2 separate regions of the Mus musculus genome follow, and region 2 is linked to region 1. Evidence: chromatin loops called from intact Hi-C (ENCODE). Cell type or tissue: gastrocnemius. All regions are shown on one strand. Each heading gives the region's core, and the rest is flanking DNA. Links, peaks and the distances in the headings are about the cores only.

What was found. A loop is a pair of places that touch in the nucleus more often than their neighbours do. Peaks named below come from ENCODE experiments on the same cell type or tissue, not always from the same donor. Only the 100,000 strongest peaks of a DNase experiment are listed, where the experiment ranks them.
Region 2: it touches region 1 in a loop (2.4-fold over the local background); 6 of 42 quality-filtered maps call a loop at or near these places.

The regions. Positions count from the first base shown.
Region 1 is chr12:103,706,408-103,716,298 of GRCm38, reverse strand. No RefSeq gene overlaps it. Among named protein-coding and RNA genes, the nearest start is that of Serpina1f, 16 kb to the right of the region's middle. In gastrocnemius, for the core only: CTCF peaks have their summits at 4,609 (motif pointing left) and 5,715; no DNase peak of the experiment used is centred there.
Region 2 is chr12:103,538,217-103,548,107 of GRCm38, reverse strand. The region is part of intron 2 of Ppp4r4 (protein phosphatase 4, regulatory subunit 4); the gene reads right to left. Among named protein-coding and RNA genes, the nearest start is that of Ppp4r4, 11 kb to the right of the region's middle. In gastrocnemius, for the core only: a CTCF peak has its summit at 3,799 (motif pointing left); no DNase peak of the experiment used is centred there.

The DNA of each region.
Region 1 (9,891 bases), core at 3,216-8,215:
ACAGGCTCAGAGACCAAATGATGCTCAGAATAACATCTTCTTCTTCTTCTTGGCATGGACATACTCTATCCTCAGGATCTATTCTCTATCCCAGCACAGAGCTTTCAACAACAGCATATGTCATGGCTGAACCATAAAGAAGGAGACAGGTCTCAGGCCTCAACCTCAGCCAGGAGTGGAGGTCAAAGTGAAGAGTTCATGGGAGACAAGAGAGGAAGGACCTAGACCAGGAAAGGGTCAGCCACAGAGAGCATGACTGTAGAAGGCTCTGCGCCTATCAGTCTCCAGTGAGGCTTATAGGGTCCCAGAAAGCCAACAGTTCTGTAATATACGTCTCCTGCTCTAGATCACTAAACCTGTGCACTAGTCAGGAACTCCATGCCCTGCTCTCCCTTGGCTGAGGAGAGTAACAATCCATACCTTAAATGGCCCTGAGGTAAACTATGTACAGGAGTTCTGTCTCACATCTCAGCCCACACCTGCTGAGAGGCCCAGGGCCCAGCAGAAAGCCAAGTAAAGCAAGAGGATTACTGACTGTGACAGGCCCAGGCCTGGTCTGTTCCCTTAGCATAGACCCTCCATGGACCTTGCCTTGTCTATGGAAACTGGCAGCTGAGGCTCAACCTGGGGAGTCACACAGAACAAGTCTCAGAACTCACTGAATCTCCCTGGAGGACTTCCTGGGTGAGGTGGGGGTGGGGGTGGGGGGAAGCTGGCAAGACAGGATGATGCTGTTGATGATATCATGACATTAAATAACTCGTTCATATTTTCCTATACATCAGGACTGCAGATTTGTACTTCCCCAGATTTTCTATAACCACATTCTATGATCTGAAGACCATCCTGAGCACACTGGGCATCACCAAGATCTTCAGCCATGATGCTGACCTCTCAGAGGTCACACAGGATGCTCCCCTGAAGCTCGACAAGGTGAGATCGTGTTACCATGGCAGTATCCTAGCTGTCAGGAGGCCCAAAGGGAGTGTGGGGACAGATGAGACATGAGGCTGAGGAAGGGGCAGAGGGACAGAGACACGGGTGTTCTCACAGACTCATCTCACAGATACATCTTGGCAAATGCAGGATCAGGGAGCAGACACAGGATAAGGAATCATATGCTCCCACCATGATCTCCTTGAGTGGGACCCAGTGACTCTTAATTTTATATGTGCCCAGGGCTATTAATTCCCTGGAATCCAACTTACCTATATTCATATAGGATCGCTTCCAGAAACCTTTGTCCCCTCACACACGGGAAAGGGAACGTGTTTACAGGAGACACGAAGTACAGCGGGCCCCTCTGAAGGGGCCATCTAAGGCTACTGAGAGGTGCCATTCAGGAAAGGAGCTGAGCCGAGAGGCGAGCCACCTGTCTGTGTTGGGGAGGAACACAGAGGGAAAGGCTTCTATTGACCACTGGGGTTAAGGTTGAGGGGGGCATGGGAAGGACACGACCACAGTGAGGCTTTCCGGGGATGAGGCTCACACATGGGGCTTGGCTTCGGCCTGGGTTGGGTACAACCTACCTCCAACCTACCTTGGCTTCTTCCCCTATAGGCTGTGCACAAGACTGTACTGACCTTCGAAGAGGAAGTGACAAAACCTACAAGGAACACCAGTTGAAGTAAGAGGGACTCGCCTCAAAATCTATCTATCTACTTCAACAGGCCCTTCGTATTTGTCATTAAAGATGAATAACCAATTGCCTTCTTTTTGTGGGGAAAGTGATCAATCCCACAACAAATGATTGCTTTCAAGGTCCAGTCACCCTCACCACCCTGTTCCAGCTGGGTCTCCGTCTCGCTGACATTAAACATGGGGTAGTTTCACCGAGAGGCGAAGTGACAAACCCACGAGGAACACCAGTTGGAGTAAGAGGGACTCGCCTCAAAATCTATCTATCCACTTCAACAGGCTCTTCCTGGTAGGGGCTGGGCGAGGGTTTCCAAACACAGTTTGTTCTGACACAATAACACAGACCTCACCTCAGAGGGAACAGTTTACTCGGGAGTCAAGGATGAGTGTCTGTGACCTGGGAACACAAGTTAGCTTACCCCAAAGACATTTCACCAGGGAAACAGTTTCATGTAGTGTGTGTGTGTGTGTGTGTGTGTGTGTGTGTGTGTGTGTGTGTGTGTGTGTGAGAGAGAGAGAGAGAGAGAGACAGAAAGACAGACAGACAGACAGAGAGACAGAGACAGAGACAGAGAGAGAGACAGAGACAGAGACAGAACAAATAAGGCTATAAATCAGGAAAATTTTTAAAAGTTTGATTTCTGGACTTCAATACTTTGAGAGCTGGACCTTGGAAGTCAGCCTCAGGAGGAGGAAGTGGCCAAATAAGGGAATAGACCTGGTGGCTAGCTTTAGGAATGCATTTTTGTAAATTCAAAAAAAAATATCTATTAACCTATTTGTCACAAGAATGCTAGGTCAAATAAAGAGATTGGGGCGGGGGGAGAGCTACAGAAGAGGCTAAAGAAAACCCTGGATTATGTACCTCCTGACCTGTAAATGCAGCCACAAAAGCTCTAACCACGTGATCAGCCTTGAGGAATCTCTAACACAGGACTCCCCCTGCCCCTGAGAATTTTAGTTCATAGTCCTCTTGTTGAACAAGTTTAACCATGCTGCCTTGGGTGACCTGTGTTTTAAATCAGATTGAAGCACTCATTATGGGTAGAGCACAAACAATAAGACTCTAAGATCAGGTCCTCTCACTGGGTCTCAGGCTGGGGCATTTGTGGGAATTTGAGGAGCCTCAAGGCACAGAGCGATCAAACCATTATGTGTTTGTACCCAACCCAACTGAGCCAATAAAGTTCTTACCCAGGAATTGGGTATGCTTTGTCGGCCATTCTTATGTTGTGGCTTTACACCATAGGGTGTTCCCCCTGACACTTCTATGGAACAAGTGTCTTTCTGACCAGGCACCCCTGGAACCCCTAAACTAAGGGTGGTGAGGTTGTAATAAAGAAGATAGACCACGGAAAATCACAGCATTGGATAGGTTTGCTTGTCTTAGGACTTCATTTCTGTCCACCATCTTTGAAGAGGCTGTAATGTTCTCAGCTGTATAGGACTTTTTGTTTAGCAGTTTGAGAATGGCTTTTCATCCTCTAGGGAAGCGCAAGGTTCCCACTGAGCCTTCTGTTTTTAGTCTAAGGAAGACTCCCTTACAGGAAACATCCCCACTTGCTCTCTTGCTGCCTTTGTGACCCTTCACCTTTGACTTTTAACTTGTTTGGAATGCGCTTGTGGGTGCAGCTGGGAGTCTATGAGTTTCATAGATCGGGAGTCCATGTTTCTCTCCCAGGCGAGGAGCCTTGCCCTATTTCATTAATTACGTTTTCTAGTCGTCTCCTCTCTCACTTTTATCACCATGATGGGAATATCTATTTCTATAGCATCATATCAACAGCCTTGTCAGATAAACCTATTCTTGATTCTCTCACTCCACAACCCCTACCTGGCTTATGTGCTCAAGACAGGTCATTGACAGGTCATCTTAATGGTAGAGACGTGCCCGCCATGTGCAAAGATCTAAAAAGGCATTCTTTTTTTTTCTGCTTGATCTAGATGGCTGTTGTGACTCTCAATGATATTTTTAAAAACACATACATTGACTTCTTCATCTACAAAACCTGTTGATTTTTTCCATGATTATCTGTGACTTTTGAAGTTTCTCATTTGGAGCTTAACAATTTCTTTAATCGTTCACTGAGCTGTTCATTTGCATTCTCTTGTGTATTCCTGAGTACTCAGGAGAATATCATTTTAGAGGGAACTTTCGGGATAGCATTTGAAATGTAAATAAAGAAAATATCTAATAAAAAAAGTCTAACAAAAAAATAAAATAAAAGGTTGCAAAAATTTAAAACTAAATAAAATAAATAAATTCAATTTTCAAGAATCGCTTAAATCCCTTTGAGATGGGGAATCTGGGACAGGGAAATTCCTTTGTCCCACTGGAGACACCATGCTCCCTAACTTTTTCTTCCTTGTATCTTTGTGTGTCTGCCCGCTTCTAAAGCAGCATCTGCCTTCTCCAACTCTGTGGGCTTTGATTAATGGCAAGACTCTATTTCCTATGGGTCGGGCTGGGTATCTGTGAGGTGTGGTGTGTTCATTTGAATCCTGGATGCACTCACCAGTGTGGTCTCTGTGCAGCTCATTTATAGTCCTATCAGCAGTGTTTATGGCTGCGCTGAAGACCTAGGCTGTGGATGTTATTTTTTCTGGTTGAGTTGGTTGGGTTTTTGTTTTTTGGTTTTTGGTTTTTGGTTTTTTTGGTTTTTTGGGTTTTTTGTTTGTTTGTTTGTTTGTTGGTTTTTTGGTTTTTTGTTTGTTTTTGTTTTTTTTTTGTTTTGTTTTTTATTTCTGTTCTGTTTTGTTTTACTATGGTGGTGTTAACACCAATGAGATGTTTTGGGGCTCCGGAGAGAGATGATGGGTCCACAAGGAGGGCCTCTGCAAGTGCTGCTCTCTAAAGGACTTATGTTTTTGTCAGTGTCTGGCAGCTGGGAGGGACAGTGGTGGGCAGAAGGGAGCTGTGGCACATGACACCCTCTAGTGGTACAATCCGAAGCAGGCCTTGGGTACTAGGAACCCTTAGGAGATAATTACTGGAAGGGCTCATCTCCAAAGATCTCCCACCTTGCTGAATTCTGGTGACTAAATGTTATAAGGCTTTTTAGTACACTGTGCAAGGGTTTATTCTCATCAAATCAAAGTTTTTCTCAGCCCACTGGCTGACGCCAGCCAAACTGGTCACAGTCAAGAACTCCATGGTTGGTTCTCCTGGAAATTACTGTCTTTTGACCTCACTGGAAATAAACCTACCAATTTCTTCTCACTACCTGTTCTGCAGCTATAATTAGGAGCATAAAAGTGTGGGTTCACACTTGACAACTGAAGATGATCCTCTTGGGCCCTAGGACTACACACCCATTGAACATAAAGAGGAAGCTAAGCATGCCAAGTCTTCAAAGAAGATAGGCTTGTAGGACGTAAGTCATGTAATAGGGAGGTATAATTGTCAACTTGACACAACCTACAATCATCCCTGAAGAGTCTCACTAAGGATTGCCTGGGGGCACGTCTGTAGGGGATTTTCTTATTTTAATTAAGGCAGGAAGTCCCAGTCCACTGTGAACAGCACCATTCCCTATGCATAGGGCCCTCAACTATCTAAGAGTGGAGAAACCAAGTTGAGCAGAAGCAAGCAGGTAAGCATGCATTCATTTCTCTCTGTTCTTGATTGTGGGTTGGAAGCTCCCGTCTTGACTTCCCCACAGTTATAGACAGCAATCTGAGACTATGAGCTAAAACAATCTCTTTCTCCCTTAAATTGCTTTCTGTCTGGGTATTCTATCACAGCAAAAAGGATGAAACTTGTAGCCAATGTAGAGCCAATGACAAGGTCTGTCTCCACAATGACTCTTTCTTCTTAACAGCTCCTACATTTCCATCCTAACACTCTTCATTTCCTCAAAGGGTGACAATGTGTGAAAAGCTTTACCAAAGACTTACAGTGTAGGAGGAAGTCAAAATGATTGGGGATGGGGTGAGCTCAAAATCACAAAATTCTCTGTATAGCCTTAGTTTTCCTTTGTGGCAAAAACATGTGAAATCAATAACTTGTAGAGAAGAAATGTGGGGTCAGGTCCACAACTGCACATGCCATATTTGAAAGCCATGATCCATAGGATCACCACTAGGTGATGCTCTTTCCATTCCTGAAGGTTACGGAGACCAGGCCTGTTTTACCTACATGATTTAGGACTTTGCTACCAGTCTCTCTCTTCCTCTCCCCTCTCCCCTCTCCCCCCATCCCTTCCCCTTCTCCCAATTCTCCCTCTCCCTCTCTTTCTCCTTCTAAGTAGGTTTCTCTTGCATCTTTCTAGAATGCCATCCTTAATCAGGTGGTCAGCAAGTCACATACCTTTATCGAGGTCCTAAGCACGCTGAAGTTCCAGGCACAACTTTACTAAGATCTTGTATGTATTAGAATACAATTTACGTATTTATTGATGTAGGTTCTCGTTTTCTTTGTAGAAAGGTCAATCTGAAGCACATATACCATCCAACTATGCCAGTCACTTCTGGGTCAAAGTGAATTCATTTGAGCACTTCTCCCTTCTGTTCTTCCAGCAAAAGGCCCAATCGCAGCAACTGGATTGTAACCAATCCTAGGCAGAAATCTTCCAAATTATGTCCACACAAGGTAAGATGTGAGTGCATTAAGCTAACCTGATGTCATTTCTTCCTCCAGTTATGAATACAGCTGACCTCATGGAGGGAGTGGCCTTAACTTTCTTACTTAGATCACCATGATGCTCAGTCAGAGAAGCTCTTTCATGCTCAAATATTTTTGCTCAATTTAACCAGTCATAGGACATTTACCCAGCCGTGTACCTGAATGTAGCTAGAGGATTTTGGTAAGGAATTTGTAAGCAGGGTTTGTAGCAGTGTAATTCACAGAAAGTGTCCACCTGTACATGAAGGAAAAACAAAAGGTCCCCTCCAAGTGACCGAAATACATCCCTGAAGCAGCCAAATTTACAGAGTGATGGGATTTATTTTGCTCACAGTTTTGATGTTTCCATCCAAGATTAAGTAGTGTGATCTGCCTAGCTCTAGTGAAGGCTGCATATCACAGTGGGAACAGACAGAGATAAGGCAAACCAGAGAGAGTGGTTTGTCCCACAATCCCCTTGGTGAACCTTCTCCCCAAAGACTTAATGACCTTTCACTATGCTCCATCACAGGATGTGGGACATTACTAGAGATGCCTTTGGGGGGTGGGAGGACTGTCAACATTCAGACCACCAAGGTCTCTGCTTCTAGTCACCATAGGTCTCTGTATTTCAAAAACCTAAGCACGTTTATTCTAACCCCCCAAGAGCCACAATATCTTAACTGTTGCAGGATTGCTCAAAGCCTAAGCACACTGTCTCAGTTGAGACTCAAGGTAAACTGAGCTGATGCCCTGCAAAAGGCCAAACTGAGCAACACACTTCCAAGATACAATGGTAAAGCAGGCACAGGAGAAGAGTGCTATTTCTAACATGATAAGAGAGAGAAAGGAAGTAAGAATGACTCAGATGCACATCTGAAAGCCAGTAGAGCAAGCATTGACTCTTAGGAAGTCTGGCTTCTGGGTCACATTGGGTGGGATGTGGCCCAAGGGCTTGGGCCACCCTGCCCCTGTGCCTTTGCTGCTTGAAGACCACATGGTTCCTCCCTGGGGCAGATTTTGTAGGCTGCCTCCAGCTTTCAGTAGTGGGCACCTGCTGTGCTGGAGCACCAGCTTTTCTAGGGTTTCCAGGGTTCTTTGATCACTCAGCACTGCTATGCACTATCCCAGCAAGGGCACCCTGCTTTTTTAGTGTGTAACCTGCTTCCTTTCTTCCCCCCCCCCCCTTCTTTAACCAGGATAGAAGCCCGGGCTTATCTCCTGCTTGTTTGTAAAACCAGCTTCACTCAGATGACACCGTCTGTGGCCATAGAGTATTTTGCCAGCTTATTGTGAATAAAGGAAATCTGGGGCAGCCTTGGGTACACAGGTTGCCTTGGTCCCCTTTCTATGGTATGCCCAAGGCTGGTCATATGCTCCATCATTGTAGCCATGTGCACACAATCTCAACTGCTCTGTTCTAAGACAAACTACTTGTAACACTGCAGGAATGCTGGGTGCCCCAAAGTGAGGGTCCCCTCTCTGCTCTGGGACAGAGAGATCAAAGTAGGATACAAAAAAAAAAAAACCCTCTGAGCTCAGTGAAGGATGGCATAGCTAATGTTCTCATGTTCCCTCGCCTATGATAAGGAAACAGCATGGGAATCAGCGGTGAGCCTGAGAGCTGTGAGTTGGGCTAACAGTGTGGACCCCACTGAGACCTGCTGCAATGCAAGGACAGAGGCAGGGCCTTCTCAGATCCTAGAGAGAAACTCAATCAGAAATGGGAGGTGCAGCCTACACATCAAGTCCCCTCCCAGAATCCTGCTGAAATACTCTCTGCATACCCAAAAGTGGACCCTAGCAACGGGTAGACTTCCTCATGACAAGACTTGAGTCCCAGGTGCCATCTGAAGGGCGAGTGGCTCCGTAGTGGGGGAGGGGTATCAGTCAGTCAGTCAGTCAGTATCATGCAGGGTCAGCATGGAGTTTAAATCCTTTCCTGAATCCCGAGAAAAGCCAGATAGCAGCCACCCCTCCCCCACCACTCCCGTGTAACCTGCAAGCTGAGCAAGGCTTCTGAGGTTTTAGGAAGGTCCCCAGGGTGTAAGGGACAACACACAGCCTCCTCAGAGCTCAGTGCCAGCCTGAGATAAACCTACATCATAGAGCCCACGTGGTGGCTCCTGGAACAGGAATAAGGGAACTGTGTTCTCTCCCTGAAGCAAGCTCCTTCTCCAGCAACAATAAAAATACCAGCCAGGATAAATCGGGCTGCAATGTGGAAGAGTCGGATGCACAGCCTGACATAGGTTCCTCAGCAGCTCTGGGCCTTGGGGTCTTTGCCCTCAGGGTCCTCCCCTGAGGATGTATGTATCAATAGTCAAGTGCAATGGTTCCATGAAGCCGCTGACGTGACTCATGTAACCCCCTTATGCTAGTTACACTCTGTAAAGAATAGTCCTTCCCTTGCCTCCTCTATCTCTCTCTCTCGTTATTCTCTTAGCCACTCTCCAATGAGGCTCCTTGGGATGACATTGGGAGGTCAAATCCAAAGACTTTCCCTGGGTGAACATTCCTATCCTGATGATATCAGCAAATGCCTTTTTCCATGCAGTTAACACTGAAAACTCGGGGCCAAGAGCCCAGCAGGTGGATAACCTTCTCAGAGAGGGGACATGTGGGACACGGAGGGCAGGAGAGAAGCAGGTGATGCTAAGCATTAGCCTCCAGGTTGGCCCTGAGTCCCACCTCCAGACTGCAAGGTTGTGTGGCATATAAAAAGATGAAGGGAGAGGTCCATGCTTCACTGAGGCCATCGCTGTTGCGTGCAGAAGACTTTCCTGGATGACCCACGGCCTCCATCAGTAGCTCTCTGAGGTAGGCTGCCATGGCCACAGGGCTCCTCACATTTTCCTTTCCAGATGGATGGCTCTGTCTGGTTATGCTGGACTAAGTCGGCTCAGGGAAGAACAACCAAGCCCTCAGGACACACCATCACCTGACCAGGCTCACATGCATTGGTACAGAGGGTCCAGGGCATGTAAGGACCAAGTATCGCATACCCTTTGCCATCCTATAAAGCCCCAGGATAAGAGAATGAGGAACAACCAGTACTACACATCTAGCCTACCAGCCTCCCACTGGCTCCAGCCGACTACTCTCAGTAAGTCCTTCGCCAGCGAGGAAGGGGCTGACACGTGGGCACTACGTGTCACAATCAGCAACCCAAGCTATGGCACCATCTACACAAAAGAGGAAACAGGCATTAGGTGTAGTTCTTGTGGGCAGAGCCTAGACATAAGAACAGCCTCTTTCTAGCACATAGCACATAGTGGGGACACTGAGGAGCATTGGTCAGGGCTGACCTGGTCCATTGTTGAAGTTCCTCTTCAGCCTGGGTTACTAGCCTTAGGACCCCTGCCCAACTCTGGATACCCACTTCAGAAGACCTGCTTAAGGGAATCCCACTCTTTTTCCCCCTACACTTGTTCCATCTTTGGGGTTCTTTTCCCTGATGCTTTTGGAACCCAGACCACGCTGCAGACCTAGAGTATGGCTTTGGGGTTTAATGGCTCTTGACTGCCTTAGAAAAGAAAGGACCCCTTTCAGACCTAGATTTTTTTCAAATCTAAATTCCAGAGCTCTGTCTGAAGTCCTTGGCCTCTGCTCTCAGGGCCCCCACCTTCCTGCCCAGGTGCTGTCTGTCC
Region 2 (9,891 bases), core at 1,772-6,771, 170 kb after region 1:
GAGCACAGACTAAGGAATGCTATAATAAAGGACTGCAGAATGAGACAGACCACGGAGCAGAGCCGATGCAGACAGAGTTGCCGAAAGGGCATCCATAGGGCTGCCGAAGGTTAAGAAGAAAAGACACAACAACCCAAGATCAAGGGCTGCAAGACTAACAGTTGTATGCAAGAAGGCACAGGCATTCACAGCCCAAAGCAGTAAATCACTGGCCTGTGCCCCAAGCTTCAAGTAAGCCTGTCTGGTCTAGAAAGCTTGGAGCCATGAGGCCCTAGTTCTCAAGCTGGAGGGCTATGGCTTGTAGGTTTGAAAGCCTGGCCTGTAAGCCCCTGAAACACAAGAGCTCAGGGATATCACACTATCTAGCTGCTCCTCTCACCTACTCATGATATCGACCCAAGAAGACCAGAGAGACCTTCAGCCAGCCATCTGTAACATGAAAGGCAGCACACAATAGGACACAATAGAATTCGGGAATGTGGGAGTTAAACAGGGGTTTAGAAATACAAAGAACCTCCCTGTGGCCTTCACTTTGTGATGGTAAAGACAGCAACCAGGAAATTCTTCAAAGTCATCCAACTATCAGGGTGAAAGAATAATCACCATAAAGCAAGAACCTGATTAAACAGTTATTGATTGGTCCTGTAAGACCTTTCATAAGTTCCTAAATAATTCCTCACTTCATTTCACACCTGCATACTTTCCTTAAGAAAGTCAATTTTCCTCTTAATGTTCCTCATAGAAAAGTAAGTATTTTAGGCAAGTCTACCAATTCTTTTAATAATATATAAAGTACTAATATTAAAGAAAACCTATAAAAGGGGATTTTAAGCTTCACTGAGGTATAACTGACAAAATTTATATCTATTCAAGATATACAACATAGTGAGATCTTACCTCTTATAAGGTAAATTGACAGCTTACAATCATACACTCACACACACACACACACACACACACACACACACGCACGCACACATAGCCATCAGGATGCTTTGAGAAATGTACATACTGTGGAGTAGTTTACCAGAATAAAGCTAATTAACATACCTATTACCATCTATTACCTTATATATGTTCTATAACAAGGATGCAGTAGTGTTGTATAAAGACCTTTGTGCCACCAATGGACCACACAGATGACAGTGGTCCAGTAAGATCACATGGCCTATTTCTGTAGCCATTTAATTTTTACTAGGTACAGGAACAAAAACTAAATACAAAGCATGGAAAAGGAAAGAAATAGCAGAAAGTAGAGCAAAAGTCAATAAAACTGAGAACAGCAAAGCCTTAGACAAAGCTGTCATCAAAAGCTGGTTGATAAAGCTCCAGCTATACTGACCAAGGAAAAGGCAAGAAGCCACAAAACACCAACCTCGGAAATCACAGGGACTGCACTGCCAGTCGCAAGCACTGAGAAAGCAGTATGGAGCACCAGCATCACATACCCCAATCTTCATAACATAGACAGAGCACAGTAAGAACCTAACAGACTACCAAAATCCACTGAAGAAGAAACAGACAGTGCAAACAGTCCTACATCTATTAGAGAAGTCTACAGGGGTTACAAAAAAAAAAAGTTTACCATTAGGTGGCTTATTTATAAGTATCTACCCCATATTTGAGGCAAGAGCACCATTTCTATAAAACTACATCCAGAAATAGGAAGCCCCTCCTCAATATACTTTCTGAATGTTACAGCAAACAAGAAGGCAAAGGACACAGGAAGAGAAAACTACAGACCATGGCCTCTCCTTAGCATGGATGAGAAGTCCTAGAGGCTAGGAGATGATTCTGTTGGGAAAGTGCTTTTTGCAAGCAAGAGGATGTGAGTTTGACCCCCAGACCAAGTAAAAGCTGGGAACAGCAGCACATGTCTGGGGAGGTGGGTACAGGAGCATCTGGGGCTCCCTCTCAGCCAGCCAGTTCAGCCAAATCTACAAGGGCTTAGTGAGAGACTCTGTCTCAAAAACTAAGATGGAAAACAATTAAGAGAGATACCATCAAGCTCTGGCCTCCACATGCAAACACACATACATACACATATATGGACATAGAGAGCAGAGAAAGGTCCTCAACAAAGCATTAAATCCAGAAACATCTAACACAATTCGTCATGATATAAGTAGGGTCTCCTGTGCATCCATATCAAAAGCCACCCCGCTCCCATCAGAGTCATACCAAGAGGCATCTTCCCCCACAATATGACCAAGCTGCCTTTTGGTGAATCCTTTCCCTCTTTGGAACTATGTAGTTTTCAAGCAAATATAGATCATAGTTTTTGTGCTGGCTAATTGGGGAAGGAGGCTGAATAATCCTTTCACACGGGTCTCATAAGACCATCAGAAAACACAGATATTTATATCATATCAGTAGCAAAATTACAGCTATGAAATAGAAATGAAAATAATTTTATGGCTGGGGGTTACCATAGCATGAGGAACTATATTAAAGGATTTCAGCAGTAGGAAAGTTGAGACCCGCTGAACTTGATTTATCTAAAACCATTGTGGGTGGTGCCATTCCTGGGCTGGTGGTCCTGAGTTCTATAAGAAAGTAGGCTGAGCAAGCCACGAGGAACAAGCCAATAAGCAGCACCTATTCCATGGCTTCTGCACCAGCTCCTGCCTCCAGGGCTACTTTTGCTCTGCTGTTTTTGGTCCTGCCCTCAGTGTTTTTGATGATGGACTCTGTTCTGTGGAACTGTGAGTGAAATAAACCCTTTCCACCCCAAATTGGTTTGGGTCACGCTGTTTCATCACTGCAATAGACATCTGTAGTAAGCAAACATATTTTATAAACAGTAATTAAAGAGCTTGTGATGTTACTTTAAAGCAAATCCAGTTTATAACACATTACAGAACTTCAGTGATGGGCTGGAGTGCTGGCTCGGTGGCTACAAGTATTGACTGTTCTTTCAGAGGACCTAGGTTCAATTCCTAGCACTCACACCGCAGCTCACAACCATTTGTAACTCCAGTTCCAGGACATCAAATGCCCTCTTCTGACCTCCAAGGGTACCAGGCATGCACATGGTTCACAGACATACAGGCAAGCAAAGCACCATACCATAAAATACAAATCTCAGAGAGGATAGGAACTTCTGTGGTAGTTTTCACTCCATCAGGGGTTTAACTCCCCAGTCTTATTTTTATACTTAAAGATATAAACATCTGTATGCTACCTACAACTCATTTTGCCCCCAAATATTGCTAAAAATATAACTACAATTTGAAAAGCTCTTTAGAAAGAATTTAAAATTTAAAATTCAAACCCAATTTTTCCAGGTTAGCAAAAGAAATATCTGTGGTTTGATTGTATTCCATAATCCAATCCATAATGAAACGCAGCCACTTTCTGAGTTATGAATAACTACCTTAAGCATGACCTTTTTATTTTATTTTTTAAATTATAATTAAAACATTTCTCCCTTTTCGTCCCTTCAAGTCTTCCCTTATGCCTTTTCCCATTCTCCTTAAAATTCATGGTCTCTTTTTCTCACTACTGTCAGTGCACACACTATTTATGTATATGTCAGTGCACACACTGTATATGTATTCCTAAGCATGACCTGCTCAGTCCATACCATGTCATTTGTATGTCTCTTCAGTGTTGACAACTTGGCACTGGACAACCCATTGTCGTGCTCTTCCCTGGGGAAGCCCACCTCTGCTGCTCCCAGCTTTCCTCAGGTGCTTAGAGCTTTTTGTGTAGAGTTGAGGCTTTTCCTATCCACTTTGGCTCTGAGGCTGTCCATCTTGATGGTTCACCCAACAATCGTCTCTACTGGCACCATCTAGTGGTTAAACTGTGAAACTGCTGTTCAATATCCTCATCTTAGAATCAAAAGGACGTGTTCTCTAAAGCTCAGTCCATCTCTTTAACACCAGGAGAACCAGGAGAACCAGCAACTGAAGCGGTTAGGTGACAGAAACAGAAGCCAAATACCTGATTTTACAATAGCAAAGTTACTTAAGCCATATTGAAGAGACATTAAGATCTATTCTTGTAGCATTTATGAACTTTAACTGAAAATGTAGCATAGCTCTAAAATGCAAAACCTCAACTCTTAAAATGTCTTCAAAAAAAGGTAAAAAAAAAATCTTGGTGACCTGTTAGGCAAAGATCTCTATAAATAAGATATAGAAAATAAATAAGACATAAAGAAAAACATCAATTAACCATGTCTCAACAAAATTAAAAGGTTTTACTTTTTTATTTTGTATGTTTTTTTTTTTTGTTTGTTTTTTCGAGACAGGGTTTCTCTGTGTAGCCCTGGCTGTCCTGGAACTCGCTTTGTAGACCAGGCTGGCCTCGAACTCAGAAATCTGCCTGCCTCTGCCTCCCCAGTGCTGGGATTAAGGGTGTGCGCCACCACTGCCTAGCAGGTTTTACTTTTCAAAAGATATACTTTTAAAAATCAAAAGGCAAGCCACCAGCTGGGAGAAATATTTGGAAAGGATATCCAACAGTAAGCAAAGATTCAAACAGATGCATCACCAAAAAAGACTGCTTATGACTGCTTCATAAATAAACATGACCTCCACTGGCCATTGGGAAATCCAAACTATGACTATTATGAAATATCATTACACACACTAACATGGCTTAAAATTACAGAGACTGCTCATACAGCCTGACACATAAAATAGAATCATCACTCAAGAGCATTTGAGTATTTCATAAAAATATAAACGTAGACCCTGCATACAACCTGGTCAGTCCACTTCTGGAACTTGCTTTATAGATCAGGCTGGCCTCTAACTTACAGAGATCAACCTGTCTCTGCATCCCAAAAGCTGGAATAAATGTATGTGCCTCCATGCCACATCACACCACATACGTCTAGATGTTTAATAGTGAGCAAGAAAAGCACACAATACACACACACACACACACACACACACACACACACATTTGAAACAGGATCTCATGTACCTCAATCTAACCCTTAAATTCACTACGTACTTGAGGCTGTCTTTGAACTCCTGAACCTTCTGTTTTTACCTCCTACATTGAAGAATCACATCATGTGCTACCATGATCAGTTCACAGAAAGATTTGTAAATTAATGTTTACAGTCACTTAATTTTTCAATACTCAAAAACTACACAAATTTCCCAAACTACCCAAAACTACCCAAATGTTCATCAACTGACAACAAAATGGCTCGCATCCATAAAGCGGGACAATCATACATGACCTTCAACCTCATTGTACAAATGAAGGAAGCTGTACAAAAAAGAACATCATCTTCACTATTCACATCCATAAAATCCCTTAAATTGAAAACCAACCTATAGTACTAAAAACCAGATCCACAATTGTCCTGAGTGGAGGAAGCACTGGGAAACAGGTAACAAGGATGACAAGGGGATGAGGGTACAAGTGGCTTTTGTGGGTGGCTAAAATGTTTATTACCTGATCATAACAGTTTCACAGAGAAGGACAAAAGTAAATACTCACTAGACTTCTCTGAATACATACGGCTTCCTGGATGTCAATTATATCTCAATAAAGCTGTAACACTGAAAAACCTACACTTGCTCATGACTCGCTGCATTCCATTCTAAAGTACTTATCCAGGAGTTATGAAGACACGTGTGTACATTCTAGAATGAGCAAAGCTGATGGACGCCATAAAAGCCATCAGTGGTTGCCTAGGGTCAGGGAAGGGATTAACTGAAAAAGGACGCCAGTGTACACGGTCTATCTGTTGACTGAAATGCTGGTCACGGAAGGGATCTGCTTTACAAAATCATCAAACTATATGTTTAACTGATGTAAGGTATACCTCAGCACAGTAATTTTCATCAAACTGTGGGAGGGGCTGGACAGTGTACCTTAGAAATCCAGAGAGAAAAGTCTCACTATGCAATGCTTCTGCATGGAAATTTCCCTCTACATCAAAAGTAAAAGAAGTAGGTTGTGCCCTGAAAACAGGTGATCTAAAAGGATAATTAAAAAAAAAAATCACCTTTTGCTGAACACACAATTCTGTATCAAGCAACTGCTGTCTACACACATTTTCTGGCATCCTTTCTGCTTTCCTACAACTTAAGTATTAGTGTTGCTACTTAGATTAGGTGTTTTCTGATCTGAGAATTAGACTGGGCTTGGGCTCAGAGAAGGGACACTGCATCACAGGGAATGAGTGAGCCTCAGTCTCCACATACAACTGACTCGATGTTAAAAATACTTGTGAATCCAGGATGACTACTATGCTATTAAAAATCTGTAAAATTCACTTGCTTCCTAAACGATGACTTCCTTGAACACAGGTATTTGTTAGTATACCCCCATCCATTTCTTAAGAGAAGCCTGGCATGTGAATGCTTGATAAATATTTGGTATTTCAATTTAAATTCATAAGATTCATTATAAAGTAAATGCTAGCTAAGCTATAATTTGTTTCCCTTATTAACATATCTTATTGGAAGGAAGATTCCATCACAAGGCACATGATCAAGAAGGGCATATAAGATATTCAACAATTCTGATGTCATTATCATATACCAGTCTTACGAGGATAAGGCAGAAAGAGAGACTATGAGAACCTGTACCTCAGCATTTTTTTCCCTGACTCCTACTCTGATGGCCAACATGGGCCATGAAAGACTTTGCACTAACTTAAATGTCCATGGCAAAGACGTACAGATGTCAATGATTACGAGAGCTTGTTGAATTGTTTCACTGCCTTCATTTAGCCCTAATTTGACAAGTATGATTTTTATCACTGGTTATAGTAAATACTAATTCTTGATGTAAACACTAAGAAACCACTGTTAATTTCAACTTAGGGCTTCAAGTTACAGAACACAATTCCAAATGTTTACTGGGAACCCAATTCTACTCTTTAGGATAAAATTCAATCCTTACCTATACCCGAAAGGTATGTACAGAGTGAAAATATATACATGTATGTAAAACTTACATATGTTTATTACAGCTACATTATAATTACATGAGTTAGTCTATACTGTATTCAAATATATATAATCATTTATTTTAAATAATTCTATGATGTTTTATTATAGAAATTTCTAAGTATTTTATGAGTAGTCAATAGCTGTAGTTACAAGATGAAAACTCACCCCGGTCTCTCATAGGAGCATCATGCTATTAAATGCCAGGCCTTTCCAATGACATTATATGGGTCACTTTTACAATGATGAAAATAGTCCATTTTTTATTTTTAAGCTTTTCGGGCAGATTCCGTGAGACTGCTCTGTCTTCTGATTCACAGGGAGCACTTCCTGAAGCTTCAGAATATAGGGAAAAGAAAGCAGATGCCCCCTGTGGTTGTCCTCAGATCAGACGACAAGGAACAGGGGATGAAAAATTATCTTCAGGTCTCTTATAGTCAGAGACCTAGAACTTTTCCAAGACAGGGAATTCATAGTTTGCCAGGAACTAAAGTCATTTGCCCTTAGCAATGGTGGAACACAAGCAGCTGCGCTCCATCTATAACTCTTACTTAATAAAGAAAACATTGTCCCAGCCAAACAATGAATATGCAGACCCGAAACCTCTATGTAAAAGGGTAAGTGAGTCGGACATCAATTTCACAAGGGATGTAACCTCAGCAATTTTTAAAAATAGAATCTCTTGAAACCATTAAAAGTATAGGGACCTGGAGTGGAACTTCCAGACAAAAAGGCAAAGAACTCTAACACCCACTTTGCTTCTCCTTCTGAAACAAACACACAGAACATCTCACGTCCTATAACCTGAAGCTTCTGTATACAGGAAAAAAGAAAGCAGATGCCTCCTGTGGTTGTCCTCAAAACAGACGACAAGGAAAGGGACAGAAACCTTCTAACCACAGCCTAGGCAGGACAGACACCAGGTGTAAAAGCATACAGAAACTCTCCTGTGGGGAAGGAAGAGAAGCTAGCAGACATGAGAAAGTCAGGACAAAGGACAGAAACATCCAAAGCTGTTAACAGGTCATTGCTGCTGTGCTAGGAAGTTTGTCACTTTTGTTCCTTAAAAATATGCCAACTGGGATGCTTAGACACTGCTGACAGAAATAGAGACTGATAACAGCACTTCAAAAACCACTAGGCAGCTCTTTCAAGCTAGACATTGTAGTATGCTTCAACCAATTAATTCTATATTTCTAGAAAAGATAACAGAGAAATACATCTATTTGCTAAAACACTTGTATATAATGCTTACAGCAGCATTCTGCATAAAAATCCCAAACTAGAAGCCAGGTAAATATCCACCACAGGCATCTTAAGTTGTGATCACTCTTAAAAGAATAACATATAGAAATGAAAACAAACTACGAACAAACTATCTAGTGCTTCTTGAATCAATATGGATAGCTCTCTGTAATGTTGAGCAAAGGAGACTAGGCACACATGCACACACACACACACACACACACACACACAGAGAGAGAGAGAGAGAGACAGAGAGAGACAGAGAGAGACAGAGAGAGAGAGACAGAGAGAAACTGAGAGAGAGAGAGAGAAAGAGAGAGAGAGAGAGAGAGAGAGAGAGAGAGAGAGAGACTTACTGTGGTGCCTGTCACATACAATTCTAAGTCAGACAAACTCATCTGCGATGTCAGAAAAGCAACTACCCTCTTCAAGAGGCTGAAGAGAATGGAATGAGTCTGCAGGAGGCTACTGGCTAACCCAATAAATAATGTTCCCTTTTTTAATATGGATGCTAGCTCCTTAGCTGTGTCCATTCATGAAAATTCAACAATCTATATATTTACAACTTGTGAACATTTCTGTGTACATTCAAAGCTTGCTTTAGAGGGCAAAACACACACATACACAAAATCACAAGTTGTTTAGTTCCCCTAGGGTTTTAACCATCTTAAATGTTCTTCATTGTGTTAAGAGGTATATATTCCTATCACAACATGAACAAGGAAGAATGAAAAACAGAACATTACCTGAACTTCAAAAGTGTGAAGCCTGTCAAAGACAATGCATGCAAGTTAGGGAGCATAAAGGAATGCTTGTCTCTTGAGGAACACTGGTACTAAAACTATGCAGGAGTTGAGAGGTGCTGCAGCATTAGGGAAGGCCTCAAACTAGGTGCAAGATTGCATCTAGATCCTAGAATTGTAAATGTTAGACAGGTCTGACAAAGAGATACTCTGAGGTGAAGAACAGCAGAGTGAGTGGAGGCCACATGGATCTAAGTGACAGTAAGAGATCAGCATTTCTGCTCCAAAAGGTACAGACCTAAGTAGAAACAGCCCAAATGTCCACTCACTGATGAACAGATCAGAAAAACTAGTGGCACAATAGTCTCTCCTTACCCAAGGTATTTCTTTCTGTGTTTTGTTATTCACCCTCAATTACTATCAAGATATTAAACAGAAGAATCTAGAAATAAAAAAAATCATAAATTGTAAATAACATGACATTTCTGCAAGAATGATATGTTTTCTCCTTTTGCAATATCCCCCAATATATCTGTGTGTGTGTGTGTGTGTGTGTGTGTGTGTGTGTGTGTGTGTGTGTGCCTTAGTAATGGCCAAAGCACAGGGCTAGTGGTGCTGGCAACTTAGATATGCCAGAAAGAAGCCATAAAGTACTTCCTTTAAGTGAGAAGGTGAACTTCTCAACAAGAAGAAAAAGAAAAAGAAGAAGAAAAGCTGGATGCTAAAACATGGTAGAATAGAAAGTTCTATAAAATGGTAAAGAAAGAAAACAAGATTTGAGACTATTTTGTTTATCTAATCTTAAACTACAAGACTTATGGCCATAGTGCATGCGACATGCCTAATAACAGTGGAAAATGTGTTAAATATCAGGACTCGGTACTCTGCAGTTTCAGCATTCGCCTGGGAGTCCTGAAACATATGTTCTGTAGATAGCAGAGAACTACCATATACCCAAGCAATAGAACACTATTTAC